2 separate regions of the Homo sapiens genome follow, and region 2 is linked to region 1. Evidence: read pairs that join two places in POLR2A ChIA-PET (ENCODE). Cell type or tissue: endothelial cell of umbilical vein. All regions are shown on one strand. Links, peaks and the distances in the headings refer to the core of each region. The heading gives the core; the rest is flanking DNA.

The links. ChIA-PET counts read pairs that join two places held together with the same protein. Peaks named below come from ENCODE experiments on the same cell type or tissue, not always from the same donor. Only the 100,000 strongest peaks of a DNase experiment are listed, where the experiment ranks them.
Region 2: POLR2A ChIA-PET joins it to region 1 with 6 read pairs; 2 of 35 experiments call an interaction of 5 or more read pairs at or near these places.

Annotation. Positions count from the first base shown.
Region 1 is chr1:92,785,454-92,802,342 of GRCh38, forward strand. It overlaps a transcript of EVI5 not described here. Among named protein-coding and RNA genes, the nearest start is that of EVI5, 8.8 kb to the left of the region's middle. RefSeq lists an enhancer at 1-55. In endothelial cell of umbilical vein, for the core only: no CTCF peak of the experiment used is centred there; a DNase peak (open chromatin) is centred at 7,048; H3K27ac peaks cover 815 bases.
Region 2 is chr1:93,362,567-93,379,455 of GRCh38, forward strand. It overlaps DR1 (down-regulator of transcription 1), which reads left to right. Exons shown (of 3, transcript NM_001938.3): 3 at 1-6,927. Among named protein-coding and RNA genes, the nearest start is that of DR1, 25 kb to the left of the region's middle. In endothelial cell of umbilical vein, for the core only: no CTCF peak of the experiment used is centred there; no DNase peak of the experiment used is centred there.

The DNA.
Region 1 (16,889 bases), core at 4,911-8,910:
CGGTGCTGACGCGCATGCTTCGGAAGGCAGCCCCGAGCTCCCCCAGAGGTGGCCTTAGGGCACTCGCAAAAACAATAATCAACGCGTAAATGACACTTGTAATTGTAATGTACTCTTACACGTGTCTTCGCATTGGGTTTATGCAGACTACTGCAGGGGGCAGAACATGGGCACGAATACGTAAGATTCAGCCGGGCAGCCCTCCAGCGTCAACGAAGACATTCTTAGAAGGAAAGTACTTTGTTTGGGACGGAAACAGCCTATTAATTTCTGGTCCAGGAAAAGCAGGCAAGAAAAAGTAAAAAGGCAATACAGATTACTTTCATTATATGTTTAGAAGTGACAGCCGGGCGCGGTGGCTCACACCTGTAATCCCAACACTTTGGGAGGCCGAGGCGGGCGGATTGCCTGAGGTCAGGAGTTGGAGACCAATCTGGCCAACATGGTGAAACCCCGTCTCTACTAAAAATACAAAAAAAAAAAATAGCCCGGCGTCGTGGCGTGCGCCTGTACTCCCAGCCAAGCTACTCTGGAGGCTGAGGCAGGGGAATTGCTTGAACCACGGAGGTGGAGGTTGCAGTGAGCCAAGATCGCGCCACTGCACTCCAGCCTGGGCGACAGAACGATACTCTGTCTCAAAAAAAAAAAGGGACAAAAATTATAATAATTAGCAGCACAAGAAACTCCGGAATTATTTGTCTAGAAATTAGTATCCCTATTTTTAAATTTAAATTTATAAGACAGAATTCGCAGATGGGTTTCCACTGAACTAAGCATTTCAGAAAAAAAAAAAAAAAAAAACCTTACTTTTTTTTCAACAAGATTAGGAAATACCAAGAAATAGGAAGTAAAGCCATGCCCTCCACCCAGCTAAAAACTTTGAAAACTTGAACTTTTATCTGAGGCATATGTTTGCATAACTTTAGGTTGTGCCATTATTTAAAGAAATTTCAATTAACAATTTTATTGCAACTCAATCCTTGTATAAGAAAACTAAGCTACATCCTTGATAATGTACCTCTCCCCTCTTATATTCCATCCGTCAGCAAATTCTATTGGTTTTTCCCTTACAAATGGTCCTTGAATCTGTCCTCTCCTATTTCCTCCATCACCACCCTAGTCTAGGCTACCTTCACCTGGGGAGTGGGGGTGGAGGGATTACTGACCTAGTCTTCTTGTGGTTTACCCATATTCCCTTTATCCCCTCTCTAATCTCAACACAACAGGCAGAGTGACTTTTTCAAAATAACAGTGTGACCCTGTCACTTCCCAGCCTAAACCACTTAAACACTTTCCCATTCTCTTAGAAAAAACCCTCCTAACTAACCAAGCCCTGAATGGCCAGGTGCCTTGCCCACCTCTCCACCTCTTCTCACTGCTCAGACCAATTCCACCCTGCTGTCTGTGCTCCAGCCACGCTAGCCTCTTTTATTCCCTATTTACCGGCTTCCTGGCCTCAACAGAGCTTTTACTCATGCTTTGCTCTGTGCCCAGAAAGTTCTCCCAGTCCTCATCCTTTGACAACGGCTCTAGTATCCACCTCTGAGAAGCATCTTCTGACCTCCCTATGGTGGTCTCTTACTCCTTTCACATCGCATGAAACTGTAATTGGGTAGTTATATTGGTGAATTTTTTACTATTAGCTCCTTAAGTCCAGGATTTGATTTTGTTTGTTTCATGGTTGTATTTTCATATTTGTTAAATATATATTTGTTCAGTAAATGAAAATTATAGATGCTAAAACTTAAACTAAATTTGGCATAAAGTCAGAGAAAGGTAAAATGTCACCATCTGACATTTGGAATCAGAATCTAAAAACTTCAGTTATGTTAAAACTGATTTTATATCATTTTAGCTGGGTTGTCACAAGATTCTTTGGGTAACCTTTAAAACAGTTCTCAAAGAGCCTTTTGTAAGCACCTGAATTAATAATGATAAGACATGGGATGGCCCACATAAAACTAATAACATTGATTGCTTCAAGAGAGGAAGACTGAGCCAAGCACGGTGGCTCACGCCTATAATCTAAACACTTTGGAAGGCTGAGGCCGGCGGATCATTTAAGATCAGGAGTTTAAGACTAGCCTGAGCAATATGGCAAAACCCTATCTTTACAAAAAAAAAATACAAAAAAAAATTTAGACAGGTGTGGTGGTAGGCACCTGTAGTCCTGCTACTTGGGAGCCTGAGGCAGGAGGATTGCTTGAGCCTGGAAGGGTGAGGCCGAAGTGAGCCATGATCGTGCCACTGCACTCCAGCCTGGGCGACAGAGAAAGATCTTGTCTCAAAAAAAAAAAAAAGAGAGAGAAAGAGAGAGGAAGACTGGGTGACTGGTGGGTACCAGTGGGAAGGAGATTTTTACTGCATGCCCAAAAGGTTTAAAATTGTACCTTTTTTATCTTAAAGTATGTGAATTATCTATGTGAAGATAAATGACACAAAGTATGTGAATTATCTATGTGAAGATAAATAAATGACACAAAAGAGTGTCATACTGTTCCATTTATTTGAAATTCTAGAAAAGAAAATTAATCTGTGGTGAAAAAAAATCATAACAGTGGTTCCCTGTGGCAGGGGATTGACTGGGATGGTACATGAGTGAAATTTCTGGGTGGTAAAAATGGTCTCTATCTTGATAGGGATGTGAGTTACATAGGTATATTCACTTATCAAAAAATATGCAGGTAACATTTCAGTGAATGTAAATTTTACCTTAAAAACTATAAAAAATAGTGGCCGGGCGTAGTGGCTCACACCTGTAATCCTAGCACTTTGGGAGGCCAAGGTGGGTGGATTGCCCGAGCGGAAGAGTTCAAGACCAGCCTGGACAACACAGTGAAACCCCATCTCTACTGAAATACAAAAAAAAAATTAGCCGGGCATGGTGGCGTGTGCCTGTAATCTCAGCTACTCGGGAGACTGAGACAGGAGAATCACTTGAACCCGGGGGGCGGAGGTTGCAGTGAGCCGAGATTGCACCATTGCACTCCAGCCTAGGTGACAGAGTGAGAGACTCCATCTCAAAAACAAAACAAAACAAAACAAAACAAAAAAAAAACTAGGCAGGACATGATGGCTCATGCCTGTAATCCCAGCACTTTGGGAGGCCGAGGTGGTGGATCACAAGGTCGGGAGTTCAAGACCAACCTGGCCAACATGGTGAAACCCCATCTCTACTAAAAATACAGAAATTAGCTGGGCGTGGTGGTGTGTGCCTGTAGTCCCAGCTGCTCGGGAGGCTGAGGCAGGAGAACTGCTTGAACCCAAGAGGTGGAGCTTGCAGTGAGCCGAGATCGCGCCACTGCTCTCCAGCCTGGGCAACAGAGCAAGACTCTGTCTCAACAGCAACAACAACAACAAAAAAAACCCCATAAAAATTAAATAAAATTTTAAAATCTAATAGCTAACACCTGGTTGAGCACTCAACATGTATGGGTATTGGCTAAGGCTGTATACATACACTATTTCGTTTAATCCTCATATTGTCCTCATGGGGTAGGTATTATTATCATAACCCCCTTGCATATGAAGAAGCTGAAATTTAATAAATACCAAATAACTTACCTCAATTTATACCCCTGGAAAGTGGTGGCAGAGTTTTTAACACAGTCAGTTGAATGCCAGAAGTGGTTAAACATTAGGCCCTGTAGCACTTCTCTGAAATTGTAATATTTTGGTTTATATACATTACTCATCTACTAGATCGAGAGCTTCACAATGATTGAAATCCTGTTTTGTCTTTTTGTTTGTTTGAGGTTTGTGGTTTCATTTTATTTTATTAATTTAAAAGACTGGGTCTCACTATGTTGCTCAGGCTGGACTTGGACTCCTGAATTCAAGCCATCCTCCTGCCTCAGCTTCTTCTTCTTTTTTTTTTCTCGCTCCGTCGCCCAGGCTGGAGTGCAGTGGCAAGATCTTGACTCACTGCAAGCTCTGCCTCCTGGGTTCACGCCATTCTCCTGCCTCAGCCTCCCGAGCAGCTGGGACTACAGGCGCCTGCCACCACACCTGGCTAATTTTTTGTATTTTTAGTAGAAACGGGGTTTCACCATGTTAGCCAGGACGGTCTCAATCTCCTGACCTTGTGATCCGCCCACCTCAGCCTCCCAAAGTGCTGAGATTACAGGCATGAACCACCGCGCCTGGCCTTCAGATAGTTTTATTTGCGGTAAATTCAGTGAGCAATTCAAAGTTTTCTATGTTCTGATACTGTACAGCCTTAGCATTGATTTGGGTCACTGTCTGGGAGGGGAACCCCTCTAAACTTGGCAAGGGTTAAACCCTGGAACACCGTGCTCTAAACTGCCAAAGGTGTTTAAGTCAGTCATGTTAGCTCCATTGTTCACAGAAAGGAAATGCAAGGGAGACAGTCCTCTGAAAGGCAAAAAACAACCCAAGGTACAAAGAAGGAACTCACCAGAGAAGTCAAACCCACTGTGAACAATATTCCTCCCTCACCCTGGGAGCTTTTTAGAGAACTAGACCATCTCAGTTACATTCTAGGTTTGCACTGTCCAATACAGCAACCACTAGAGATACTAGCAACATGTGACTATTTACATTTAAACTTAAATTAAGCCAGGCATGGTGGCTCATGCCTGTAATCCCAGCACTTTGGGAGGCCAAGACAGGAGGATCACTTGAGGCCAAGAGTTTGAGGCCAGCCTGAGCAACATAGTCAGACCCTATCTGTACAAAAATAAAAATAAAAAAATTAGCTAGGTATGTTGGCACAACTGTAGCTATTCTGGAGACTGAAGTGGGAGGGTCACTTGAGCCCAAGAGGTGGAGGTTGCAGTGAGTTAAGATCACACCCCTGCACTCCAGCCTGTGTGCCAGAGTGGGGCCCTGTCTCAAAAATAAATAAACTTAAAAGTTCAGTTTCATAGTCACACTCACATAGTTCAAGTGCTCAATAATAGCACATGTGGCTAGTGGCTACTGTCTGACAGCACAAATATAGAACATTTCCACTCATCAGAAAGTCCTATTGGTAGCACTATTAAAGAAAAAGGAGACATAACACTCCATTTCAACTCCTACTAATGTTCAAAACTGGTTTTTTTTTTTGGTTTTTTTTTTTAAATGAAGGCTCACAATGAAATAGTGACAGCTATTCATTACTAGGCTCATTACTTTCTACAATATGAATCTGAAAGGTACTCAAATAAAAAGCTATGGCCTCCATGCACTGGAGTTATAAGAATAGCTTTAACTTAGCAGGGCATGGTGGCGTGCACCTGTAGTCCCAGCAACTAGGGAGGCTAAGGTGGGAAGATCACTTGAGCCCAGGAGGTGGAGGTTGCAGTGAGCTGACATCACGCCAATGCACTGCACTGCACCCTGGGCAACAGAGCAAGATCCTGTCTCAAAAAAAAAAAAAAGGAAAGAATAGCTTTAACCTCACCACTTTACCACTTTACCTCCACCGTATGCATTCTTTAGAAGACTCTGACATCATCTTAGGAAAGAACATTATTAAGAGACACACAATTCTGTTTATCTCTTGATACTTGTGCACAGGTGGAGACTAGATCTGCCATGACTATGGGAAAGAACAAGCTCTCTGGATCTACAGCTCAGACATCATTTCTATATGTGATACTACACATTAACACTGTCAGCCCAAAAAACTTTCGAAATTGAGTCACCAGAATGGGACATCAATAGTGTGCCAGTTTCTAGCCTACCCACCAAAAGGAGAAATTCATTCATTTCTTGACTTTGCAAAATACTTGTTTTAAAGCAAGAGAAAATTTGGTGGAACTAGAGGTAGTAACTCCACTTAAACTATCCAATTATCTAGGAACTAGTAACTTCTACATTCATGCAAGTGACTAGACTGTGACCTAAAATTTCAAGTGTTCTTGCCAAAAACGTGATCAACCCCTTTGAGCTCTTCAAGCTCCAATCTTCTCATTCATAAACTGGAGATAATAATATCTACTTAAGCACTGAAGTGACAGTTAAGTGGAATAATATATGCCATGTGTATAACAAATATTCAAAAATAATAGCTATTGTAATTGCTATTTTCCAAAGCCACAAAACACCAATGTGCAAAAACAAAAAGACAAATAAAAAAGACTGAATTAGAAGAATCCTGATTTTGACACCTGCTAATAGTCTGGCTTTTAACCTCTGTAAGCTTCAGTCTCTTCATCAAGCAAATAAAAATAAGAGTCCCAATCATAGATGCGACGTGAGATGTGTTTTGATTTCGTGTGAAATTGTCTAATTAAAGCCAGGTACAAACATTAGCTAATGTTAATTAGCAGTTTCTCCCACCTCCACCAAAAAAAAAAAAAGGATGAGGTGAGGAAACTATTTTAGGAACATGATACTTTACAGAAAAATTTATGTAGCTTTTATTATGAACTGTGTTCCCAAACACGACGGGAGGCAACACTTCTGAAATCATTGAGAGGCCATGCAACCATCAACACTGTCACCAAATAGAGTTTGTGAACAAATGCTATGGTAACCAGTCATTTTCTTCTTCTCCATATGAGAAATGTGAAGCCCATACAGACATGCTAGGTCTCCTCTGTGAATGTGTATATTCAAAGAAACGTAAACAGCAGCCAATTACAGCTAGGAGAGAATTGCGGCAAGTGTTGAATTACAAAAAGCCAATTACTAAAATACCTTTCTTGCAGGTATGGAATTAAACCTAACACTTCATAAATTTTGTTCATCACTCGAATGGCTGCAGTACAATGAGATAACAGTCTTAAAATAAAACTGAAGAAATGTTAACAAGCTGTTCCTGTGTTTTGAAGATTAAGCGAAATATACAAATCCTAACTCAATAACAAATTACTTTCTGTTACAGCAATTACATTTTTATAAGTTTTAATATAAAATCAAACATCGTTTTACACATTTACCTGTTTCCCACTAGGGTTTCTAAAGGCAGCAGTCATTTTGTTGGTAACCATGATAAGCAGAGAAGACAGAGAGACTGGGGATTTGAATTGAATTTATAGCTGACTCATAGGCAGTGTTAACAAAGACATTGCCACTGGGATCCACCCATTTAACACCCTTTCAGTTCCACCTTATACACTTGTTAGGTAGTAGGGAGCTGGGAATGTGGAGGATTAGGAATGCTGAAACCAAAGCCTTTTTGTCTTAGGTATGCTAATTGATTTTGGTTTTTCATTCCTTCTTTCCTTCTTTTCTCCCCTTCCTCCCTCCCTTCCTTCCTTCCTTCCCTCTTCCATCTTCCTTCTTCTGTCCCTCCTTCCTTCCTTCTATGACTTATCTCAGAATGACGTTACAATTGTTATTGTGTTTGAGTGCCGACGCTGAGGCATTGGCTAGAAACTTCTATAATTAGGTGTTTTCTGACACTAGACAAAATTATTAATTTGGTAGAACTTTCCTCTTTGTCTTTTTTTTTTTTTTTCTCATTCTTTACCTGAGGTTTTGGAATTCTGCAGGCTATGTTGTGTTCTATTAATGGATATTGCAGTTTGTTACTCAGAGGCTATTGAGAGTTTACTATGCAGTACAGAAGCAAGTGATATAGCTTGTGAGAGGTACCTAAATAGAGAGAAAGCCACTTCTCCAATTCTTTTCTAGGAGATCTGATATATTGGTTTTAAAGGATTACCTCTCTCATGATGGCTCCCATTTTGTTTCATTTTTTAAAGACAGGGTCTCGCTATGTTTCTCAGGCTGGCCTTGAACTCCTAGGCTCCAGTGACCCTCCTGCCTCAGCCTCCTGAATGGCTGGGACTGTAGGTGAACACCCCCAAGTTGCTGATGGCTTATGCTTTTAAAGCACTTACCATAGCTGGGCACTGTGGAAGCGCTTTTCATCTATCATCTCACTTAATCTTTATCATAATCCTATTGTTATCCCCATTTACAAGTGAATCCCCAAGCCAGTCGCCAAGAATGCTGAATTTATTTACTCCTTCATTTATTCACAAATATATTAAAATTATTCAACTATGTCAGCTACTTTCCTAAGAGGAAGGACAGTAACTAACATTTTCAGCTCCTACAGCATGTCAGAAATAATGTTATGTGCTTCCACATGACACAACTATTATTTGGCCCATTTAAAAGACAGGGAAGCTATGCCTGGTCCAAAGTCACATTGTTAGTAGAAGGAAAAAGCAAAAATGCAACCATGAGTCTCTCTTGACTACAAAACCTATATCATTTGGAGCTACAAAAATGTGGTACCTGTGTTCACATTCTAGTGTAAGAATGTGTAGTCTAGTATAGAAGACAAACATATGAACAAGTAAATGAACAATAACATTATATGTTCTGTTGTACCAAGATATAATGGTGGGAACATAGAGAAAGGGGAGTACCTAGCATGGCTGAGTTGTACTATTTTTATTGTCAATACCCCCTTCCATCTTTTTCCATTAACAGGTATAGATGCCTGACTCAAACAAAGCCAGTCACATTACCTTAACTCCCTGATCATACTGATTGATTCAAGGGGTTATGCCTGGGAGAATCCTGCCCTGGGGTTTTTCAAACCAGAGCTGGAAAAGTAAAAGCCCTGTGCCCTCTCATTATAAAGCTCTAAGGATGAAACTCTAAGGAGATCCTGGCTATACTCAGAGAAGCTAAATGAGATGGAGAATATCCTGAGGATATTAAAATCCCCGGTTCCAGTAATCCTGCCTTTCCTAAGCCTTTGCTGTTCTAATCTTTCTTTAATGCTGTGACCACCCCCATAACCTTCAAAGGAAGGAGAGAAGGAGGAAGGGAAAAAGGAAAGAAGGAAGGACTCATGTACTTATCAAACTTTTTTTTAACATATTGTACCAGGCATTGTTCTAGGCACTGGAAATATGTACAGGTGGTAGCCATTCTGATTTGACCCTGAGTGATCCTTGCTTTTGACCCCCAGTGATCCTCTTTGCCTGGTATTCATTTATGTATCCATGTGTAATCCCTCCTACATCGAATAAGGCTTGTCTGTGTGACCAATAAAATATGGCAAAAGTGACCAATTATGGCTGGGTGTAGTGGCTCATGCCTGTAATCCCAGGACTTTGGGAGGCCAAGGCAGGTGGATCACCTGAGGTCAGGAGTTCCAGACCAGCCTGACCAATATGGTGAAACCCCATCTCTACTAAAAACACAAAAATCAGCCGGGCATAGTGGTGTGCCCCTGTAGTTCCAGCTACTAGGGAGGATGAGACAGGATAATTGCTTGCACCTGGGAGGTGGAGCTTGCAGTGAACCGAGGTCACGCCACTGAACTCCAGCCTGGGCGACAGAGCGAGACTCTGTCTCAAGAAAAAAAAAAAAAAGTGACCAATTATAACCTTTGAGACTAGGTTATTGCACTTTTTGCCTTGTTTTCTTAAATTGCATGCTTTAGGGGAAGCCAGCCACCATGTGTGAACAGCTCTGTGAAGGAAAAGAACTAAGGCCTCCCATCAACATTCAGGACCAACTTGACAGCCATGCCAATGAGCCACCTCAAAAGCAAATCTTTCAGCCCCAGTCAAGCCTTCAGATTACTTCAGTACCAGCTCACATCAGACTGAATCTCATGAAAAACCAAAAGTCAGAACCAGTCAGCAAGCTGCTGCTAAATTCCTATTACATAGAAACTGTGAATGCACCATTGCATTCTAGCCTAGGCAACAGAGTGAGACCCTGTCTCAAATTTAAAAAGGGTAGGGGGTAGCAAAGAACTTGAACATTTCTCCAAAGAAGATATGCAATGAGCACGTGAAAAGATGCACCGCGTTATTAGTGATTAGGGACAAGCAAATCAAAACCAAATGATACACCACTTCACACTTACTAGAACGCTGTTATGAAAAAAGCAGAAAATTACAAATGTTGGTGAGATGTGGAGAAATGTAAACCCTTGTGCATTGCTGGTGGGAATGTAAACTGATACAGCCACTGTGGAAAACAGTTTGGCAGTTCCTCAAGTTAAAAATAGAATTACCATATGATTCAGTAATTCCACTCCAAGCTGAAAGAATTTAAAACAGGAGCTCAAATAGATACTTCTTCACCAATATTCATAGCAGCACTATTTACAATAGCCAAAAGGGGGAAACAATCCAAATGTCTATCAAAAAATAAATGGATAAAGAAAAAGTGACACACTGAGGTCAGGAGTTCGAGACCAGCCTGGCCAACACAGTGAAACCCTGTCTCTACTAAAAATACAAAAAAATTAGCCAGGCGTGGTGGCAGGCACCTGTAATCCCAGCTACTCAAGAGGCTGAGGCAGGAGAATCGCTTAAACCCTGGAGGCGGAGATTGCAGTAAGCCAAGATCGCACCACTGCACTCCTGCCTGGGTGACAAAGCTAGACTCAGTCTCAAAAGAAAAAAAAAAGAAAATGTGATACAATTAAATATATTATTCAGGCATACAGAGGAATGAAGTTCTGCTACATGCTATAACATGAATGAGCCTTGAAAACATTATGGTAAGTGAAATAAATCCATCGTGAAAGGACAAATATTATATTCTTCCACTTATATGAGGTATCTAGAGTAGTCAAATTCATAAAGAGAGAAAGTAAAATGGTGATTACTAAGGTCTGGGGGAACAGGGAATGAGGAGTTAGTGCTTAATGGACAGTTTCTGGTGGGGCAATAAAAGAGTTTTGCAACTAAGTAGTGATGGTGGTTATCAATACTGTAAATATACTTAATGCCACCGAATTATACACCTAAATATGGTTAAATCAGCAAACTTCAGGTTATGTATATTTTTCCACAAAATATACATTAAAAATATATCTATGAACAAAATATACATGAAAAAAGAAAATGATACCTTCTGGGAATTTAGATCATCTTGGAAAAGAAAAATAAAATAGAAAAATAATCTTGATTTGACTTAGTCGAAAAAATAAGTTGAACACATTAATAAATACATATATAATATATATGATATGAGATGGTATGAGTGAAGGAGAAAGGGAGTATGAAGAAAGGTTATTACAAATTTATTTTATTTTATTGAGACAGGATCTGACTGTGTTGCCCAAGGTGGAATGAGATCAGAGCTCACTGCAGCCTCAACCTCCTGGATTCAAGCAATCCTCCCATCTCAGCCCCCAAGTATCTGAGACTACAGGCACATGCTACCATGCCCAGCTAACTTTTATTTTTCATTTGTTTGGGTTTTTTTATTTTTTGGGTTTTTGTTGTTGTTGTTGTTTGTTTGTTTGGTAGAGACAGGGTTTCACCATGTTGCCCAGGCTGGTCTAGAACTCCTGAGCTCAAGTGATCCAACTGCCTCAGCCTCCCAAAGTGCTGAGATTACAAGCATGAGCCACTGTACCTGGTGGTTATTATAATTTTAAACAGGACAGTCAGGGAAGACCTCACAAAGTAGGTGGTGGGGGCTGGGCACAGTGGCTCACGCCTGCAATCCCAGCACTTTGGGAGGCCAAGGCAGGTGGATCGCTTGAGCTCATGATGTTCAAGACCAGCCTGGGCAAGTTGGCAAAACCTAGTCTCTACAAAAAATACAAAAATTAGCTGGGTGTGGTGGTGCATGCCTGTAATCCCAACTACTTGGGAGGCTGAGATGGGAGGATGGCTTGAGCTTGGGAGGCGGAGGTTACAGTGAGCTGAGATCGTGCCAATGCACTCCAGCTGGGCAACAAGAGTGAAACTCGGTCTCAAAAAAGAAAAAAAAAAAAGGTGACGGTGGGCAAGCAAGCCATATCTAGGAAAGAGCATTCTAAACAGAGAGAACAGCAAGTACAAAGGCTTTGAGGCAGAAATGCACTGGGCATATTCAAGGAACAAGGAGACCAGTGGTGTGGTTAGAATGGAGTAAGCAAGACAAATACTAGGATATGAAATCAGAGAAAACAGAATCAGATTACATAGAAGGCCCTATAGGCCTTTTTAGGACTTTGGTTTTTATTCTAAATTGGATGGATAAGCAAAGTGACATCTGACTTCTATGGGGTGTGTGTGTGTGTGTGTGTGTGTGTGTGTGTGTTTGTGTTTTAAGAGGCAGAGTCTTGCTATATTGCCTGGGCTGGAGTGCAGCAGCTCTTTACAGATGCAATCAAAGCACACTGCAACCTCCCAAGTAGCTGAGATTACAGGTGCATGCAGCTGTGCCCAGCTTTCTGACTCATGTTTTATGTTTAAAAGCATTGGCTGCTGTGAAGTAAATTCTCTAGGGGGTAGCAGTATAAACCTGGAGACCAGTTGGAAGATATTGAGAGATGATGATTGCTTGAACTATGGTGGAAAGTGCAAGTGATGAGAAGTGATTAAGTTTGGATATATTTTCAGCCAACATGATTTGCCTTCAGACTGGCTATGAGATAAAAGAGAGAACGCAAGGTTAACTTTGAGATTTGGGGCTTGGGCAACTTTAAGGATGGAGTTGCCATTTACGGAGACTGGGAGGGAGGAGCAGGTTGAAAGGTTGGGTTGGGTTTCTGTCATATGCAATCAAGAGTCCTGACTAGCCTGGGCAACAACGTAAGACCCCGTCTCTAAAAAAACTAAAAATAAAAATTTAGCCGAGCATGGTGGCTAATTTTATTTTATTTTACTGAGACAGAGTCTGACTGTTACCCAAGGTGGCACTTGTAGTCTCAGCTACTCAGGAGGCTGAGGCAGGAGGATTCCCTGGGCCCTGAGTTAGAGGTTTCAGTGAGCTATGATGGCATCACTGCACTCCAGCCTGGGAAAAAAAGGAAAGAAAAGAGTTCTGACTAAATACTTGAGTAGCCAGAGGAACAAAGTAAGTAATGTTTGAGGCAGATCTTAGTGAACAAGAATTCCATTCTTTCTGTTAGGGAATGAAGTGTGTGGGTGTAGTTAATGCTTATTGAACTATCTTTGGAATCTCATCTGCTGGTCCATCTGTATGTGTATATTATATATGCCGTATCATTGAGCTTTTGCTGGTTATGTTACATTAACAAAAGCCCCAAAATCTTAGCACCTATACGTACAAAGGTTTATTTTTCATTTGCATTTTCTTTTATGACAGGTTGGCTGTGACTCTGCCCTACACAATCTATTTTATTTGTTAGATGGTAAAACCTATAATACTTGTAGAATTGTTAAATGTGGTATCAGTATTTTCATTCATTCATTCATTCATTTAACAAATATTTATTCGATATCTGTTTCATGCAAGACAAGGTCAAGTACTGAGAATAGAGTAGTGAATAAGATAGACAAAATCTTTGATTTCCAGGAGCTTATATTGCAAATGAGATTAAACACATACAAAATAATCACAATAACAATAATGAATGCTATATTCGTAAATAATAGCTGTAAGAGATTTTAGTACCTTTTTTAAGTTAGAAAAATATAAAAATTATTAAAACTAAAATGGCCAGCCGGGCACGGTGGCTCCCGCATGTAATCCCAGCACTTTGGGAGGCCGAGGCGGGCGGATCACGAAGTCAAGAGATCGAGGACATCCTGGCCAACACGGTGAAACCCTGTCTCTACTAAAAATACGAAAATTAGCTGGGTGTGGTGGCATGCGCCTGTAGCCCCAGCCTGGCCAACATGGCGAAACCCTGTCTCTACTAAAAATACAAAATTAGCCGGGCGTGGTGGTGTGCACCTGTAATCCTAGCTACTCAGGAGGCTGAGGCAGGAGAATCACTTGAACCTGGGATGCGGAAGTTGTGATCTCAGCCGAGATCGCGCCACTGCACTGCAGCCTGGCAACCGAGCAAGATTCTGTCTCATTAAAAAAAAAAAAAAGAAACCTAAAATGACCAGGTGTGATGGCTCACACCTGTAATCCCAACACTTTGGGATGCCAAGGTGGGAGGATCACTTGAGCCCAGGAATTTGAAACCAGCCTGGGCACCATAGAAAGACCCTGTCTCTACAAAAAATAAAAAATCAGCCGGGCATAGTGGTGCATGCTTGTAGTACCACCTACTAAGGAGGCTGAGGTGGGAGGACTGCTTGAGCCTGGGATGTCAAGGCTGCAGTGAGCCAGGATCACGCCACAGCACTTGAGCCTGGGTGACAGAGCCTGTCTCAAAAACAGAAAATCTAATCAATGTAGACCTGAAATTATTGTGTAGAATACTATTGTCTATATCACATCACATCAGCCCTTTAAATGACTTAACACTTATTTAGGTATGATCCACAAAGTTTTCCTGGTAATTAAGTATACCTAAGTACAATTAAGTATAAAAGAGTTAATGCCTTGACAAGAATATTGTAAAAATTTTAAAAAGATAAATAAAAAATAAATAAATAAAGAGCAAAAACTGTAGCTTTGTGAGTCTCATTGTCTAATTCACATCACACTGAACATCTAGAAATAATTCTGAACACCATGTAATTCACTTAATACATTTTGCCTGAATGCCCAACAGATCTGAGTTACCAACACCTGCATGTAGCCAATAAATTGACAATCATTTATAAATGATCACTTATGACTCCATCCACTCTACCCACTTATTTTTTTAAACTTTCATTTATTTATTTTTATATATTTATTTTGAGATAGAGTCTCCCTCTGTTGCCCAGGCTGGAGTGCAGTGGTGCGATTTCAGCTCACTGCAACCTCTGCCTCCCAGTTTCTAAGCGATTCTCCTGCCTCAGCCTCCAGAGTAGCTGGGATTACAAGCGCACACCACCACGCCCGGCTAATTTTGTATTTTTAGTAGAGACAGGGTTTCACCATGTTGGCCAGGCTGGTCTCGAACTCCAGACCACAGGTGATCCACCCACCTCGGCCTCCCAAAGTGCTGGGATTACAGGTGTGAGCCACCGCGCCCGGCATTCTTTTTTTTTTTTTTTTTTTTTTTTTTTTTGAGATGGAGTCTTGCTCTCTTGCTCTGTCGCCAGGCTGGGGTGCAGTGGCGGGATCTCAGCTCACTGCAACCTCCGCCTTTTGGGTTCAAGCGATTGTCATGCCTCAGCCTCCTGAGTAGCTGGGATTACAGGTGCGAGCCACCACACTCAGCTAATTTTTGTATTTTTAGTAGTGACAGGGTTTCACCAAGTTGGCCAGGATGGTCTCCATCTCCTGACCTCGTGACCCGCCCACCTCAGCCTCCCAAAGTACTAGAATTACAGGTGTGAGCACCGCACACGGCCAATTTATTTATTTATTATTTATTATTTGTAGAGACAGGATCTCACTATGTTGCCCAGGCTGGCCTGAAACTCCTGGCCTCAAGAAATTCTTCTGCCTCAGCCTCCCAAAGCACTGGGATTACACGCATGAGCCACTGCACCCAGCCTATTTTTTTAAATTATAACTATTTCTTTTACATTTTTATCTTAGATCTTCCCACACCTATACCACAAGAAAAATTCTGAATCTATCCAAAGTTAGAAACATTGTAATAAAACTGAAGAATATCAAAGAAAATATCTCAACAGCAGCCTGAGATAAATGAATAGCAGACTTAAGAGCAAATAAAGCAAGCTAGAAGACGATAAAGTAAGATCATTAAAAATGCTAAGAAAAAGTAATTATTGGCCGGGCACAGTGGCTCACACCTGTAATCCTAGCACTTTGGGAGGCCGAGGTGGGCAGATCACGAGGTCAGGAGATCGAGACCATCCTGGCTAACACGGTGAAACCCCGTCTCTACTAAAACACAAAAAATTAGCAGGGCGTGGTGGTGGGCGCCTGTGGTCCCAGCTACTTGGGAGGCTGAGGCAGGAGAAGGCCGCGAACCCGGGAGGCGGAGTTTGCAGTGAGCAGAGATCGCGCCACTGCACTCCAGCCTGGGCGACAGAGCAAGACTCCGTCTCAAAAAAAAAAAAAAAAGAAAAAGAAAAAGTAATTGTTAGGCCGGGCATGGTGGCTCACTCCCGTAGTCCCTGCAGTTTGGGAGGTCAAGGCAGGTGGATCACCTGAGGTCAGGAGTTCAAGACCAGCCTGACCAACATGGCGAAACCCCGTTTCTACTAAAAATACAAAACTTAGCCTGGTGTGGTGGCACGCACGCCTGTAATCCCAGCTACTTGGGAAGCTGAGGCAGAAGAATCACTTGAACCTGGAAGGTGGAGGTTGCAGTGAGCTGAGATTGCACCATTGCACTCCAGCCTGGGCGACAGAGTGAGACTCTGTCTCAAAAAAAAAAAAAAGAAAGAAAGAAAGAAATGAAAATAAATAAAAATAATTGTTAATGTAGAATTGTGTGCCCATTCAAGAATGGTGAAATAAGGACCTTTTTGGATAAATAACAACTGTTTACCACAAGAGATCTGCACTAAGAGAATTTCTAAAAGGAATACTTTGGGACAGTGCTTTTCAAACTTTAATGTACATACAAATCACTTGGAGATTTTATTAAAATCAGATACTAATTCTGCATTTCTCATAATTAACCAGCTGATGCCAACGCTGCTGGCCTTAGAGCCAGAGCAGCAAAAGAGGTAAGAAGAAAACACTTAGTTGGAAGGTAGGAGATGAACTAATGAGCAAAGGTATAGATAAGCATGTATTAAACCTAAACAAATATCTATATAACAATAAACATTTCTAATTTGGAGGTTTAAGAAAAAACTAAAAAACTGGAAATAATAAATCAACAGAGAGTAACTACATAATGAAAATCTACCAATTCACCAAGAACAAATATAGCAACTCTATTTTTAAAACATTGTTATGGAAATATTCAAACATACACAAAAATAGACAGAGTAGTATAATACAGTGGTTCTCAAACTTTGGCATGCATCAGAATCACCTGGAGAGTTTGTTAAAACACAGATTGCAGGGTCCTGTCCCCAGAGTTTCTGATTTAGTAGGTGTTAGGTGGGATCCAAGTATTTGCACTTCTAGCAAGTTCCCAAGTAATGTTGATGCTAATGGTTGAGAGACCACACTTTCAGAAACCCTCATATGATGATGAACCTCTAGGTATTACCATCCATTTTGACAATCTTGTTTCA
Region 2 (16,889 bases), core at 60-4,059, 570 kb after region 1:
AATAAAATTGTGATGTGTTTTATAAATGGTTTTTATATTTAATGTTCTATAGAGAGATTTCTATTATTACCATTTTTACTATTTTCAAGAATCTTAGGCCCAAAAGACATTTTGGTCATTTGGTATGTAGTACCTGCCTTTTGTTTTTGTTTACTGTTATTTCAAAAAATGTGGTTTTACTTGTATTTTTATAATTTACAGTCCTAAGATCGAGGCATAACAAAGCTTACTTATGCAATATTTTATTTTTAGGTTTTTTCTTTTTTTTTTTTTTTTTTTTTTTTTTTTAGCATTTAAGAGTCACTATTATGTTTTGCCAGTTAAAATTTTTTAAATCTTTTGAAGAGAGAAACAAAATCTTCAGCGTTCTTGAGAAATAAAATTATTGTTCAGTAAGTATTTTTCCATCCCCTTGAATATATGTTATATATTCTTTTTCGGCAGATTATCAGATTAGTAAGTGTTTAAAAGGCATCAGTTTTTAAAACTGCATATACCACACACACACAAAACAGTACACAAATAAAGGTTTTCACAAATTAAACAAACTCACATACTAGTCTTCAGATCAAAACACAGAGCATTATGTGTACCCCAGAAGCCCTCCTCTTTCCCCATCTTAACACTGTCTTCTTTCTTGCTGAAAGTTACTATCCTGACTTCTAAAATCATAGATTAGTTTTGCCTGTTTTTTATTTTATGTAAATGTAATCATACATAATACACTTTTTTTCATTCATCATTTTTGTGAATATTTTAGTTTCTTGTTGCCACTGTAACAAACTACCACAAACTTAGTGACTTAAAACAACACAGATTTATTCTTTTATAGTCCTGGAGATCAGAAGTCCAAAAATCAGTTTCATTAGGCCTAAATCAAAGTATCAGCAGGGTTGGCTCTTTATTGAGGTTGTGAGGGAGAATGTTTTCTTCCCTTTTTTGGCTTCCAGTGACGGCCTGTATTTATGGGCTTGTGACCCCTTCCTCTCTATGATCAAAGCTTGCTTTTGTCATTATATCATCTTCTCTTCTGTAGTCAGATCTTTCCCTGCCTCTAAGTTTAGGGCTCACCTGCATAAAGCAGGGATAATCCCCCTATCTCAAGATCCTTAATTTAATCACATCTGCAGAATCTCTTTTGCCATATAAGTGACATTCACAGGTTCCAGGGATTCATACGCTGGCTATCTTTGGAGGCCGTTATTCAACCTGCCAAAGTGAGATCCATTCTTATTGTTGCATGTATTTGTAGTTCATTCATTCTCATTGCTGTATAGTCTTCCGTTTGTTTATCCATTTTTCATTACATCCAAAAGTTATTCATTCTCCCATTAATAGTCTTTTGAGAATTTTTCAATTCTGAGCTATTATGAATAGTACTGTGTAGAACATTCTTATACATGTCTTTTGGTGAGTGTATACATTTCCATTGAGTATAAACCTAAGAATGGAATTGCCAGGTTGTAGGGTGTGTATATTTTCAGTTTTAGTATTTACTGTCAAACAGTTTTCCAAAGTGACTGTAAGAAGGCACCATTTTAATGTGTAGCATAAAAATGAATTACGCTAATGATCTTAGTGGGTTGAATTTCTCGAAACACCTAAATTGTACCAAATGAGTTATATTGCAGCAGGTATGTTGTTAATTTCATATAACAGGAAAATAAGAGCAAAAGTAATTGCCCTTATTAACTGACACATTAGTATTACATACTCATTAGGTTATTGCTCCTTAGAAAAAATGCAAATTTTAAGTAATCGTAAGTAGTATGTTGAATTAGTATGTTGTGGGAAAATCTGTGATTTAATTTTTTAATTGAATTTTAAATTTTGGGTTATAACCTCATTAAAATGCATGATATTTCCTTATATAGGTTTCTAAATTATGTCTGTCCAACTCATCTATATCCAAATGGCCATTAGGAAGAATTATCCAATTCAGATGGCATAGGCACTGCCTTCCAATTTCTTCATTTGTATTTTTTTGTTGCTGTTTTCTTTTTTGCCTCTGTCCCCAACAATTTGACCACAAGTCCTACCCCACCTCCTCTGTTTTTCACCATCCCCCAGGATATAAAGTGTCATGGTTAGGATCGGCCAGGGTGAAGAGAATGATAACATAAGTAGCCTCCTTTCACCTAAAGTATTACCACTGGTTCTTATCCTATTTCCTCAAAATAAATGAGAAGAGAAAGTAAGGAATAAGAGGAAGAAACTTTTTTTTTTTTTTTAAAGAAACAGGGTCTCACTATGTTTCCTTTTTCTTTTTTCTTTTCTTTTCTTTCTTTTTTTTTTTTTTTTTTTTGAGACAGAGTCTTGCTCTGTCACCCAGGCTGGAATGCAGTGGCGCGATCTCGGCTCACTGCAAGCTCCGCCTCCCGGGTTCACGCCATTCTCCTGCCTCAGCCTCCTGAGTAGCTGGGACTACAGGTGCCCGCTAGCACGCCCAGCTAATTTTTTTTGTTTTTTTTTAGTAGAGACAGGGTTTCACCGTGTTAGCCAGGATGGTCTCGATCTCCTGACCTCGTGATCCACCCGCCTTGGCCTCCCAAAGTGCTGGGATTACAGGCGTGAGCCACTGCGCCCGGCCTATGTTTCTTAATATAGATTGCAGTGGCTAGATTACAGTGACTATTCACAGGCATAATCATAATGCACCATAGCCTCAAACTCCTGGGCTCAAGCAATCCAAAAGGAGGAAACTTTTAACTTATGATCAGTTTCTACCATAAATCAAGCAACTTAGAAAAACCTTAGAACAGGGTTTCTCAAACCAAGCATTGTTAGTATTTGGGGTTGGTTAAGTCTTTGTTTGTGGGAGCCTATCCTGTGCATTGTAGGATTTCTAGCAGCATAATTGGCTTATGCCCACTTGATGTCATTAGCACCACTCCCCACCCTACTTCCAGTTGTGACAACCCAAAAATGTCTCCAGACATAGCCAACTGTCCCTGGGTGTTGCGAGTATAGGAGGCAAAATTGCACCCTGTTGAAAACCACCACCTTAGATCATCTAGGTTTTACTTTTAGGATAAGACACTTGAGGGAAAGGCTGTGAAACTGAACCTCTGTTAGAAGCAACACACAGTATCACTGCAAAAAGACTAAAAGAAATAGGTGATTTGGAAAGAGGAGGCCCAGGATTAAAATATGTTTCCAAGAAAGTCAAATCTTACAGGAGACTCTTGACTTCACATCTGCTGATCCCTTTACCCGATAGGACCTAGAGCAGCCATTATAAATCTCTGTACCTGCTTGCTGCTTTTCTACCTCATTGTTAGCCACACCCAGTTTGAAACAGATGAGGTATGCTATTTCATAACTAGTACATCTTTTAATAAGCATTTTTTATTGTGATTAAATATGCATATCGTAAAATTCACCACTTTAACCAGTTTTAAGTGTTCAATTCTGTGGCATTAAGTATATTCATACTATTGTGCAACCACCACCACCATCCGTCTACAGAACTCTTCATCTTCCCAAACTGAAATTATGTATTCATTAAACAATAACCACCCATTACCTCCTCTCTCCTCAGCCTCTGGTAACCAGCATTCAGTCTCTATGAATTGACTACTCTGGATATCTAAATGGATTCATTCTTATTTCATTTACCATAATGTCTTCAAAGTTCATTCATGTTGTAGCATGTATTAGAATTTCTTTCCTCTTAAAGGCCAAATATGCCGTAGTATGTAAATACCGTATTTTGTTTATCAGTTCATCCATTAATGGACACTGGGTTGCTTCTGCTTTTTGGCTATTGTGAATAATGCTTCTGTGAACGTGGGTATACAAATAACTGTTTGAGTCCTAATAGGCTTGTTATTTTTGAGTGCACAGATCTGTATATTCGCAATTGAAATAGGGAAAGTCTTTATATTCATATAAAGATAATTTATAATACAATAAGTCCTCAATGTTGTTGATAGGTTCTGGGAAACTGCGAGTTTAAGAAAAACAACATATAATGAAATCAATTTTACCATAGGTGAACTGATATAAATAAGAGTTAAGTCCCTATGGCATATATTTCTGGTTACAAAAACACTACCAAATTTCTAATAAAGACCCAAAACACTTCTAAAATTAAACATTGAGATTAATATGAGCTTTATATACATTTAAAAAGGATAAAAACAAGTAAGAATTGGCTGGACATGGTGGCTTACGCCTGTAATCTCAACACTGGGAAGTCGAGGTGGGCAGATGGCTTGACCTCAGGAGTTCGGAACCAGCCTGGGTAATATGGTGAAACCCGTCTCTACAGAAAAATTCAAAAATTAGCCAGAGGTGGTGGCTTGCACCTGTAGTCCCAGCTACTCGGGAGCCTGATGTGGGAGGATCCCTTGAGCCTGGGAGGTCGAGGCTGCAGTGAGCCATGATCACGCTACTGCACTCCAGTCTGGGCAACAGAGCAAAATCCTATCTCAAAAAAAATATATATATTATCCAGCCCCAAATGTTTATGGGGTTGTTATTGATAAACCCTGCATTAAACAATCCCACAGTCGGTGCTGCGGTGAGCCGTGATGGTACCACTGCATTCCAGCCTGGGTGACAGAATGAGACCCTGTCTCAAAAAAAAAAAAAAAAAGTAAAAATTATTTACCCAATATTTGGCGAATCAGTGAGTGACAGCAGTTGTAGTGCTAGTGGGTTAAATCAAGGAATAACTGTTGGGAAGTGAAAATTTTAAGGAGCACCTCCTACCACCATGCAGTTCAAAAACAAAAAATAAGAAATAAAGTGGGCTTGCTGAGTGCTTTCATACTGCATCATTTATTGTGCATTTGTATGATTATTATATACTTTACAAATTTTCGTTTTACAGTAATTTGTATTCATTCGTTTTTCAACCTGCTTATTTCAGTTCAGTGTCTTGGGTAGCTGGAGCCTATCCCAGCAGCTCAGGGAGCAAAGTGGGAGCCAACCCTGGACAGGATGCCTTTTCATCACAGGGCGCACTCACACGGCACACACACGCATACTGGGACCATTTAGCTGTACCAATTCACCTAACGTGCATCTTTGGGAATTGAGAAGAAACCAGAATACCCAGAGAAAACTCATGCAGATATGTGGAGGACATGCAAAATTCACACAGACAGTGGCCCTGGTTGTAAATAATTGTTTTTCATCAATGTTATAATGAAATTACAGGCCGGGTGTGGTGGCTTACGCCTGTAATCCCAGCACTTTGGGAGGCCGAGGCGGGTGGATCACGAGGTCAGGAGATAGAGACCATCCCGGCCAACATAGTGAAACCTCATCTGTGCTAAAATACAAAAAATTAGCCAGGCTTGGTGGTGTGCACCTGTAGTCCCAGCTACTTGGGAGGCTGAGGCAGGGGATTTCTTGAACCCAGAAGGCGGAGGTTGCAGTGAGTTGAGATCGCGACACTGCACTCCAGCCTGACAACAGAGCAAGACTTCGTCTCAAAAAAACAAACAAAAAAAGAAATTACATTAGTTGAGGACCTGCTGTATGTGATATGAACAATGAGGATCAACTCTTTTTGTAATAGTTTTTTTACATATGTTATTTCATTTGTTTATTTCCTCTGTGAGGGTAAGTATTGATAGTCCAGTCATAGACTGGTAACACAGGCACACCATTAAAAATAATAGACATACAGTATGCAGTATTTTGTTTTACTTATGAAACTCCGTATTTTATGTATGATGTATTGAGTATGAAGAATAGTACATACTGTTTCCTTTTAACTTTATGTTTCTTGCCTTTGTATATTTTATATGAATAGCACTTGTCACTAACATAGAAAGCAGTAGAGGTGGAAGAGGGAGACTTGCCAGAATAAGTTTTTAATGTGAATCAGAGATTTTTATTAGGAATTGGGAGTGGAAGGAGAGAGATAGTATTAGAAAGTATGTATGCAGCAAAGGATGGAGAAACTGTCCTTGTTGTTAAGGCATCTAAGGATGCTCCAATTACTGGGGAAAACATACCAGGCTCAAAATGGTCTGATTATGCAAATACCTTCTAATACGTTTGTTTCTTTTGTTGTGCCTATAAAAGATGCCATTAACTTCATATTTATGTCACTAATAAACTTCTAGAATCCATGTAGTAGGGTGTAGTAGTGTGGTTAAGCTATGAAGAACAATGGTATTTATTTCCAAAACACTTATTTGGTATATTACATAGGATAGAGTATGTTTTCTAAGCCAAATAGTGTTAGGTTTTCATGTGCAGTTGCCTTACACATATACTAGTAGCCCTTACAAAATTTCGTCTGTCTTTATTATAAACATGTTGTAAGTGAGGAAACTAAGATTCCAAGAAATTAAGTACTGTTGGCCCTCTGTGTCTGGGGGTTCCACATCTATAGATCGACCAACCATGGACTGATGGATTGAAAACATTTGGGGAAAAAACAAAAAATAACCCAACAATGAAATAGTATAAATTTTAAAAATAATATAACAATATTTATATATCATTTACATTATGTTAGATATTATAATCTAGAGATGATTAGCATCCTTGGATTTTGGATTTTGGTATCCTTGGGGTATCCTGGAACCAATCCCTGGCGGATACCAAGGGATGACTGTAATATAATAACATCTAACAAGTGAAGGATTTGAACCCCAATGTAAGTAATTATGAAAACTATTTTTCTTCCACTAGAACTTTTTTCCCCAAAAATACTCTGGAAATACTGGAACAAATACTAAAATAAATGACCTTTATTTGAAGATCTTTTAAAAAAATTATAAGCCTGCCTGAGGATAGCAAAATTGTGTGCTTTTGCAAGGTAATTGTAGAACTCATTCTAAGGAAGCAGAGGTAATGTCTGTTACTATTTTCAGCTCCCTTTTTCTGTCCACTGTTGTCTAAATGATTCACTCAGTGTTATGCAGAATATGAGAAGTTATTTTATAAAGTTGATTTGTGGTATAGGCTTTACATATGTCTTTTCTTTTGGTCAAAATACTAAAGAAAGCTTATAGAAAAAGTGACCTGGTGTCAGGTTTTAGTTTCATCCTTATCCAAATGTTGCAGAATTTTGGAATCTTTTGGAGTACACTTTCTCTTTAAAACAAGCCCATCACCTTTAGTATAGTGGTGAGTAAAAATAAAATAAAAACAAGGCCAAATTGCGTTTTTCTAAATTGCAAGTTCCCTGTTTTCCATATCCCAGTAACAAACCTACTGTTGTGCAAATAGGAAATAACATCTAGTAGCTACTTTAGCAATGGACGTGGCAAAATAAATAAATTAGTAGCTATGGCTCATTATTTAGGATTTAAATGAGCCATAACTACTATAAATGAAATTGAAGATCATGTTCTTAATTTGAAATTAAGGATCATGATCTCATTGGTACTGATGAGTCAGCAGCTATCAATATATAAGGATAACCCTTATATTTTAGGAATTATTTTAGGAGAAAGAACTATTTTAGGAATTATTTTACACAGAATTCTAATCATGCTGCCTTGGAGGTTAGGCAACTACCATTCCTCACTTTGTAGCTTTATTGATTCTCTTCTGAAGCTTGCAGTAGCCTCCTAACTTGCCTTGCTGCCAGTCCTTCCTTGTCCCAGTCTATCCTTCACATTGCCACCAGTGTTATTTTTCTGAAATACGAAAGCGAATATGAGGCTTCTCTGCTCCTTGGTGATAATAGTATAAAGTCCAAACTCTTAAGTATTACATAAAAAGTATGTTTCACAGCACACCTCAACTTTGTTTTCTATAATCTCTTAATCGTAATGAAATCTGGGCTAAATAATGCTATCACTTTAACTACCTTTGTGCATGCTTCCTCCCAACTCTGGAGTAACCTTTTCCCATCTTTACCTGGCAAACTTCAAACCATACCTCATGACCCAGCTTAAATTTTAGCTCCTATATGAAGTTTTCTCTGATACTTTTATGTGTAATCACCCTTTCTTTGATTATGTGTGGTAGATATTTCTATTTTTGAATTCTTCCTAGCATATTATAATTTATTTGTTGACAAATCTATTTCTGTTATAGTGGGAGCTTCTAGAGGACAGGGACCATTTAATTATCCTCTCAGTATCCTAGCAACTGACACAGTAAAGGTTTTTGCACTTGAAATTACAAGTAATCTACTTGTAGTTAGCCCTCAGTTCACCTGATACTCTATACCATTTGTTCCTAGAAAACTATACAATACATGATAGGAACTTGGTAAATATTTAATGGTAATAATGGAAAAGAAGAAAAAATTGCATTTCATATGCTGTGTTTAAGAAGAAAGGTCTACACCAGGCATGGTGGCTTACATATGTAATCCTAGTGCTTTGGAAGGCTGAGGCAGGGGGATCACTTCAGCCCAGGAGTTTGAGGCTGCAGTGAGCTATGATTGTATCATACTCTAACCTAGACAACAGAGTGAGACCCTGTCTCTAAAAAAAAGAAAAGAAAGGTGCATGAATAAACCATTTAAGAAAAACTCAGGAATACAGTATTTCAATATTGAAAAGGTTGAAATTATCAGAAGAAATTTATTTTTTTGGCATAGCATTCTCTGGTTCTAGAAATACAAGATAACAAAATGTTTTCCACATGGTTAGCTAGCGAAACAGAAGCACCTTAAGATATTTCAAGCAGGCCAGGCGCGGTGGCTCACACCTGTAATCCCAGCACTTTGGGAGGCTGAGGCAGGCGGATCATCTGAAGTCAGGAGTTCGAGACCATCCTGGCTAACATGGTGAAACCCCGTTTCTACTAAAAATACAAAAATTGACCAGGCTTGGTGGCGGGTGCTGTAATCCCAGCTACTCAGGAGGCTGAGGCAAGAGAATCACTTGAACCTAGGAGACGGAGGTTGCGGTGAGCCGAGATCATGCCATTGCACCCCAGCTTGGGCAACAAGAGCAAAAACTCCGTCTCAAAAAAAAAAAAGATACTTCAAGCAAAAAGTGATTTAATATAGGGATTAGGTAATGAAATTACAAGAAGAACTGGAGGAGCAAAAAAGGCAAGGCAGGCACGATTGCCCAGATATGAGAAACTGTGAGAACTCCTTTGATCATCTGTAACTTTCAGTCATGCCAGAGCCTTATTTTTTTCCTTTTTTTTTTTGAGACAGGGTCTCACTCTGTTACTTAGGCTGAAGTGCAGTGGCTTGATCATAGCTCACTCCGGTCTCTTCTTCCCCAGTAGCTGGGACTACAGGTGTGCGCCACCATGCCTGGCTAATTTTTTTTAGGAGAGATAGGCTCTCACTATGTTGCCCAGGCTGGTCTCAAACCCCTGGGCTCAAGTGATCCTCCCATCTTGGCCTCCCAAATTGTTGGGATTATAGGCATGACCCACTGCACCCAGACAGGGCCTTTTCACTGCATAAGAAATCACCTTGGCCAGGCATAGTGGCTTACACCTATAATCCCAGCACTTTGGAGGGCCAAGGCAGGTGGATTGCTTGAGCCCAGGAGTTCGAGACCAGCCTGGGCAACATGGCGAAATCCCATCTCTACAAAAAATACAAAAAGTAGTCGGCATTGTGGCATGTGCCTGTAGTGCCAGCTACTTGGGAGGCTGAGATGGGAGAATCGCTTGAGCCCAGGAGTTTGAGGCTGCAGTGAGCTGAGATCATGCCACTGCACTCCATCCTGGGTGACAGAGCAAGACCCTGTCTCAAAAAAAAACAAAAAACAAACAAAAAACCCTCAAAATTTAGCAGCTTAAAACAACAATCATTATCTCTTACAATTCTGATAATTGAATGAGCTCAGCTGAGCAGTTCTTCATATGCTATATTATTTAATTAATCTGAGGGATTAATTAAAAGGTCCAAGATGGCTAACTTGTATGACCATTAGCTGGTACTATCAGGTGGGATCTCAGCTGGGGTGGCCAGTTGCAGCGCCCTGATTCTCCTCCATGTGGCTTGAGCTTTCTTTAGCTTAGTGGGATTCTAAGAATGAACATCTCAAGAGTGTTACCAGGGGGAAGGAAGTAGAAACTGCTAGTCCTCCTAAGTGCTGGGCTCAGAAGTCCCAAAACAGCTCCTCCATCACATTCTATTGGTCAGAGCAATTGCAGGGCCAGTCCAGATTCAAGGGGAGAAGATATAAGCATATAGAATGGGGATAAATGTTGGAAACCATCTTTGGAGACTAGCTACCACACCTGTCTGCACAGGTTCTTCCCTGCTTTGAAATGCTCTTTTCCTGTCAAACCTTTGTTCATACTGCAAGATGCAGCTTATAATTCAGTACCCATGTAGAGCTTTTTCTGTCATCTCCAGATTATAGTCAGTAGTCTTTTCCTCTGTATAATCTGTGCCTGTTGTATATATTTCTATTTTTATGTCCATCATTCCTTATCATTTATTTGCTTAGATATTTTTCTGTCAGAGTGTCCAGGGAAAAGTAAGCATGTTGTCACCAACTCTTTGTCTCTAGTAACTGCAACAGTGAAGGTATTTGCTATTGAACTTGTAAGTATCTGCTTCTGGTCAGTACTAATTTCACCTAGAGTACCATACCATCTGTCCGTAGAGCTTCAACCTGAGACCATTTAAAACACAAAAGATAGTGAATATTCAGTGGGGATAATGGAAAAGGAGAAAAAAATTGTATTTCAAATACTCTGTTTAGGAAGAAAGGACCATATGTGAAACATTTAATTAAAAATTTCAGGAAAATTGGTATTTTAGTCTTGAAAGGTTTAAACTTACCTGGAAAAATAATTTTTCCAGCATAGCACATTTTCTGATTCTAGGAATGCCAGATAAAATGTTATGCCATACAATTGATAAGAAAAATGGAAGTCACGGCCGGGCACGGTGGCTCACGCCTGTAATCCCAGCACTTTGGGAGGCCGAGGCGGGCGGATCACGAGGTCAGGAGATCAAGACCATCCTGGCTAACACGGTGAAACCCCGTCTCTACTAAAAATACAAAAAATTAGCCGGGCGTAGTGGCGGGCGCCTGTAGTCCCAGCTACTTGGGAGGCTGAGGCAGGAGAATGGCGTGAACCCCGGAGGCGGAGCTTACAGTGAGCTGAGATCGTGCCACTGCACTCCAGCCTGGGCGACAGAGCGAGACTCTGTCTCAAAAAAAAAAAAAAAAAAAAAAAAGAAAAATGGAAGTCACCTGCAATATTTTAAGTAAGGAGGGATTTAATAGACAAAACTAAATGATGAAATTGTTAGAAGGGCTGGTGGAGCAAAAAGAGGTGGTGTTGCCCAGAAATGAGGAAGTATAGTAAGCTACTTCTTCCTCTGGAGCCAGTAGTCAACCCATACTACACGATGACTTTAACAGAGTTGTGCTCCTCTGTCCCCCATGCAGCCAGTGCTGCCACCATAAGATCCAATGTCCAGCTGCTATCCAGGTTCTACAGGAGCCTACTCTTATGACAGTTGGGTACCATAGTCTGCTGGTACCACCACTACCTGAGCCAGAAGATTGTTTCCATGTCGTTCAGCTTTTTAATCTCTTGCAAATGCCTACAGTTGACAGAACCCTAACAGGGACGCTGTGAGGCGGAGCAAGATGGCTGAATAGAAGCCTTCCCCAATCATCCTCCCCACAGGAACACCAAATTGAACAACTATCCACACAAAAATAGCACCTTCATAAGAACCAAAAATCAGGTCAGTGATCACAACACCTGGCTTTACCTTTTTATTACTGAAAGGCACTTAAGAGGGTAGGAAAGACACAGGATTCCCTTCTGTCCCATGATGTGTCTAGAAATGTCATCTGGGAGCTAGGTCCTGGAATGGTGGCCTCAGGACTCCTCATGGTGTCCTGTCCTACTGTGGCTGACCAAGCAAAGTTCTCTTTATTCTTTCGTCTCCTCTCAAGCAGAAGGAAGGAGTCTCCCAGAGCTGTGCTGCCTTGGGTTAGGGGAGGGGTGGTGCAAGTATTCCCTTGGCTGCTCAGCTGGCATCTCACTGGGTTGCATGCCCCTGAAGTTCACTGACTCCAAGCCCAGTACAGCATGAGCACTTGCCCAAGAATTGCAGCCCTTGTGGCCTAGACTGAACTGCCAGCCACTCTATTGCCTGTCAGCACCATGTGGCATGGAGAGAGAATCTGTGTGCTGGAGAGGGGAGAGCACAGTTATTATGGGACTTTGCATTGAATGAGTTGCACAGTCATGTCACAGCAGAAAGCAACACTGGGCAGAATTCAGCCAGTGCCCACAGAGGGAGCATTTACACAAACCCCAGTCCGAAGGGAATTGCCCACCGCAGAGGTTGGAACCTGTGTTCTGGCAAGCCTTGCCACTGCAAAGGTTCTAAATAAACTTGAAAGGCAGCTTAGGCCACAAGGACTGCAGTTCCTAGGCGACTCCTCATGCTGTACTGGCCTTGGAGCCAGTAGACTTGGGGGTATGCAACCCAGCGAGACACCAGCTGGGCAGCAAAGGGAATGCTTGCACCATCCCTCCCCCAACCCAAGGCAGTGCAGCTCTAGGAGAGGCTTCTTCTGCTTGAGAGGAGAGGAAAGAATAAAGAGGAGTTGGCCTTGCAACCTGGATACCACCTCAGCCACATTGCAACCTGGATACCACCTTATGCCTCAGGACATAAGGCAGATTCCTGAGGTCCCCATTTTAAGCCCTAACTCCCAGATGACATTTCTAGACACACCGTGGACCAGAAAGGAACCCTCTGCCTTGAAGGGAAAGGCCTTTCTGGCAGGATTCATCACCTGCTGACTAAGGAGCCCTTGGGCTGTGAAAAATAAGCAGCGGGTACCCAGGCAATGTTCACCATAGGCCTCGAATGAGACTCAGAGACATACTGACCTTAGATGTTAGCCAGCACATTCTCAGCTGTGGTAGCTACAGGGAAGAATTCCTGCTTGAGAAAAGGAAGTGGGAGTGTAAAGAGGACTTTGCCTTGCAGCTTTAGGTACCAGCTTGGCCATAGTGGGGTAGAGCACCAAGTGGGCTCTTGGGGTCCCCGATTCCAGGCTCTGGCTTGTGGAAGGCATTTCTGGACCTGCCCTGGATGAGAGGGGAGTCCACTGCCCTGAAGGGAGAGTCCCAGGCCTGGCAACATTCACCACAAGTTGATTGAAGAGCCCTTGGGCCTTGAATGAACATTAGAGGTAGACAGGCGGTACTTACTGTGGGCCTGGGGCAGTGGTGGCCATGGAAAGAGACTCCTCTGCTTGTAGAAAGAGGAGGGAAGAGTGAGAAGGACTTTGTCTTATGGCTTGGAGGCCAGTTCAGCTGCAGTAGCATAGAACACCAGGTAGATTCCTAAGGTTTCAAAATCCAGGCTTGGTTCTCAGGTGGCATCTCTGAACCTGCCCAGGACTTGGGGTGGGGGGTGGGGAGAGAACTTGCTTCCCTAAAGGGAAGGACGCAAGCTTGACTTTGCCATCTGCTGATGGTGGAGCCCTAGGGCCTTGAGCAAACATAGGTGGTAGCTAGGCAGTGTTTATCATGGGCCTTGGGCGAGGACCAGTGCTGTGCTGGCTGCAGGTCTGACCCAGCACAGTCCCAGTGGTGCTTGTGTCACAGGGGTGCTTGTGTCACCCCTCCCCCAGCTCCACGCAGCTCAGCATAAAGAGAGACTACATTGGTTTGGGAGAAACTAAGGGAAGAGAACAAGAGTCTTTGCCTGGTAATCCAGATAATTCTTCTGGAACTTATCTAAGACCACCACGTTACTGGGCTTGGAGTGCCCCTTAATGCAAATATGGCTGCAGTGACCAAAGACTTAGATCACAACACCCAAGTTCCTTCAAATACCTAGAAAGCCTTCTCAAGAAGAAAGTCTCAAAGCTAGGGCCTAAAATAGGGGTACAAACAAGTCAAAACTGTGAAGACTACAATAAACTCTTCAATGGCCAGACACTGACAAACAACCACAAGCATCAAGACCCTCCAAGAAAACATGCCCTCACCAAACAAACTAAATAAAGTACAAGTGACCAATCATAGAGAGATAGAGATAATGTGATCTTTCAGACAGATAATTCAAAATAGCTGTTTTGAGGAAACTCAACAAAATTTAAGATAACACAGAGAAACAATTCAGAATTCTATCACATAAACTGAACAAAGAGGTTGAAATAAAAAGAAGCAAGCAGAAATTCTGGAGTTGAAAAATGTGATTGATATATTGAAGAATGTATCAGCCTTAACTGCGGAATTTATCAAGCAAAAGAATTAGTAAGCTTGAAGACAAGCTATGCACAGAGGAGACAAAAGGAAACAATAAGAAAGAATGAAGCACACCTGCAAGATATAGATTTGCCCTCAAAAGGACAAATTTAAGAATTATTGGCTCTTGACTACCTCAAGACATTTAAAAATGAAACTCCCAATGATCAGAGATAAAGTAAGAAACATAAAAGCAGCAAGAGAAAAGAAACAAATATTAATAACACAGCACAGCTCCAGTATGTCTCCAGCAGACTTTTTAGTGGAAACCTAACAGCTCAGGAGAGAGTGGCATGACATATTTAAAGTGCTGAAGGAAAAAAAACTTTTAGCCTAGAATAGTATATCCAGTGAAAATATCCTTCAAATGCGAAGGGAAGAAAAGACATTCCTGGCCGGCGTGGTGGCTCATGCCTGTAATCACAGGATTTTGGGAGGCCGAAGCAGGCAGATTACCTGAGGTCAGGAGTTCAAGACCAGCCTGGCCAAGATGGCAAAACCCCGTCTCCACTAAAAATACAAAAATTAGCTGGGCATGGTGGTGCATGCCTGTAGTCCCAGCTACTCAGGAGGCTGAGGCAGGAGAATTGCTTGAACCCTGGAGGTGGAGGCTGCAGTGAGCCGAGATCATGCCATCTGAAGGTACAAAACTCACTGGTAATAGTACTACACAGAAAAACAAAGGATATAATAACACTGTAAACTGTGGTGTGTAAACTACCCATATGTTAAGTAGAAAGACAAAAAGATGAACCAGTAAAAAAAAGTAATAACTTTTCAAGACATAGTACAATAAGATAAATAGAAACAATAAAAAGTTAAGAAGTTGGGGACAGAGTTAAAGTTATTAGTTTTCTCTTTGTTTATGGAATCAATGTTAATTTGTCATCAGTTTAAAATAATGGGTTGTCAGACATTATTTGCAAGCCTCATGGTAAACTCAGATTTTAAAATATGGAAAAGATACACAAAAAATGAAATTGAAACAACCACCAAAGAAAATCACCTTCACTAAAAGGAAGACAGGAAGGAAGAAAAGAAGGAAGACCAGAAAACAAATAACAAAATGGTAGGACTATGGCCTTACTTATCAATAATAATATTGAATTTAAATGGATGAAACCCTCCAATCAAAAGACAGAGTAACTTAATGGATTAAAAAAAAAAAACAAAACAAAAAAAACAAAACAAGACCAGGCTGGTTACTGTGGCTCACACCTATAATCCCAGCACTTTGGGAGGCCAAGGCTGGAGGATCACTGGAGTGCAGGAGTTTGAGACTAGCCTGGACAACCTAATGATACCTCCTCTCTACAAAAAATGTTAAAATTAGCTGGGCATGGTGGCACATGCCTGTGGTCTCAGCTGCTTGGGAGACTGAAGCAGGAGGATCACTGGAGCATGGGAAGTCAAGGCTGCAGTGAGCTGTGATCACATCACTGCACTCCAGTCTGGGGAACAGAGCAAGACCCTGTCTCAAGAACCAACTCCTGCCAGCCCCCTCCCCCAACACACACACTAGCAAAAAAGACCCAATAATCTTTTGCCTACAAGAAGGACATAGAATGAAAATAACGATGCACATAGACTGAAAATAAAGGCACCATAGGCTGAAAATATAAAGGCACACATACAGTGAAAATAAAGGGATGGGAAAAGATATTTTATGCAAATGGAAGCCAAAAAGCACAGGAGTAGCTATACTTCTATGAGACACAATAGATTTCCAGACAAAAACTATAAAAGGAGACAAAGAGGTCATTATATAATGAAAAAGGGTCAATTCAGCAAGAGGATATAACAATTATAAATATATATGCACCCAACACTGGAGCACCTAGGTATATAAAGCAAATATTATTAGAGCTTAAAGAGAGACCGCAATAAAATGATATCTGGACATGTCAACACCCCCGCTTTCAGCACTGGACGGATCATCCGACAGAAAATCAACAAAGAATTATTGGACTTAATCTGCACTATAGACCTATGGACCTAATAGATATTTACAGAACATTTCATCCAGTGCCTGCAAAATACATTCTTTTCCTCAGAAGATGGATCATTCTTAAGGATACATCATATGTTAGGTCACAAAACAAGTCCTAAGAAATTCAAAAAAATTGAAATAATATCAAGCATCTTCTCTGATCACAATGGAATAAAACTAGAAATCAATAACAAGAGAAATTTTGGAAATGGTTATACAAACACATGGAAATTAAACAATAGTGGCCACTATGACCAACTATATGCCAATAAATTGGAAAACCTAGAAGAAATGGATAAACTCCTAGACATATATAACCTACCAAGATTGAACCATAAAGAAAGTCAAAACCTGGACAGACCAATAACAAGTAATGAAACCAAAGCCATAATAAAAAGTATCCCAGCAAAGAAAAATATGGGATCCGATGGCTTCACTGCCGAATTCTACCAAATATTTGAAGAACTAATACCAATCCTACCCAAACTATTCTGAAAAATAGAGGAGGGAATACATCCAAATTCATTATACAAGGCCAATATTACCCTGACACCAAAACCAGACAAAGACACTTCAAAAAAAGAAAACCACAGGTGAATATCTCTGATGAACATTGATGCAAAAATCCTCAACAAAATACAAGCAAACTGAGTTCAACAAAGCATTAAAAAGATCATGCATCATGAGCAAGTGGGATTATCCCAGGGATGCAAAGATAGTTCAACATATGCAGATCAATCAACGTGAAATATCAACGGGT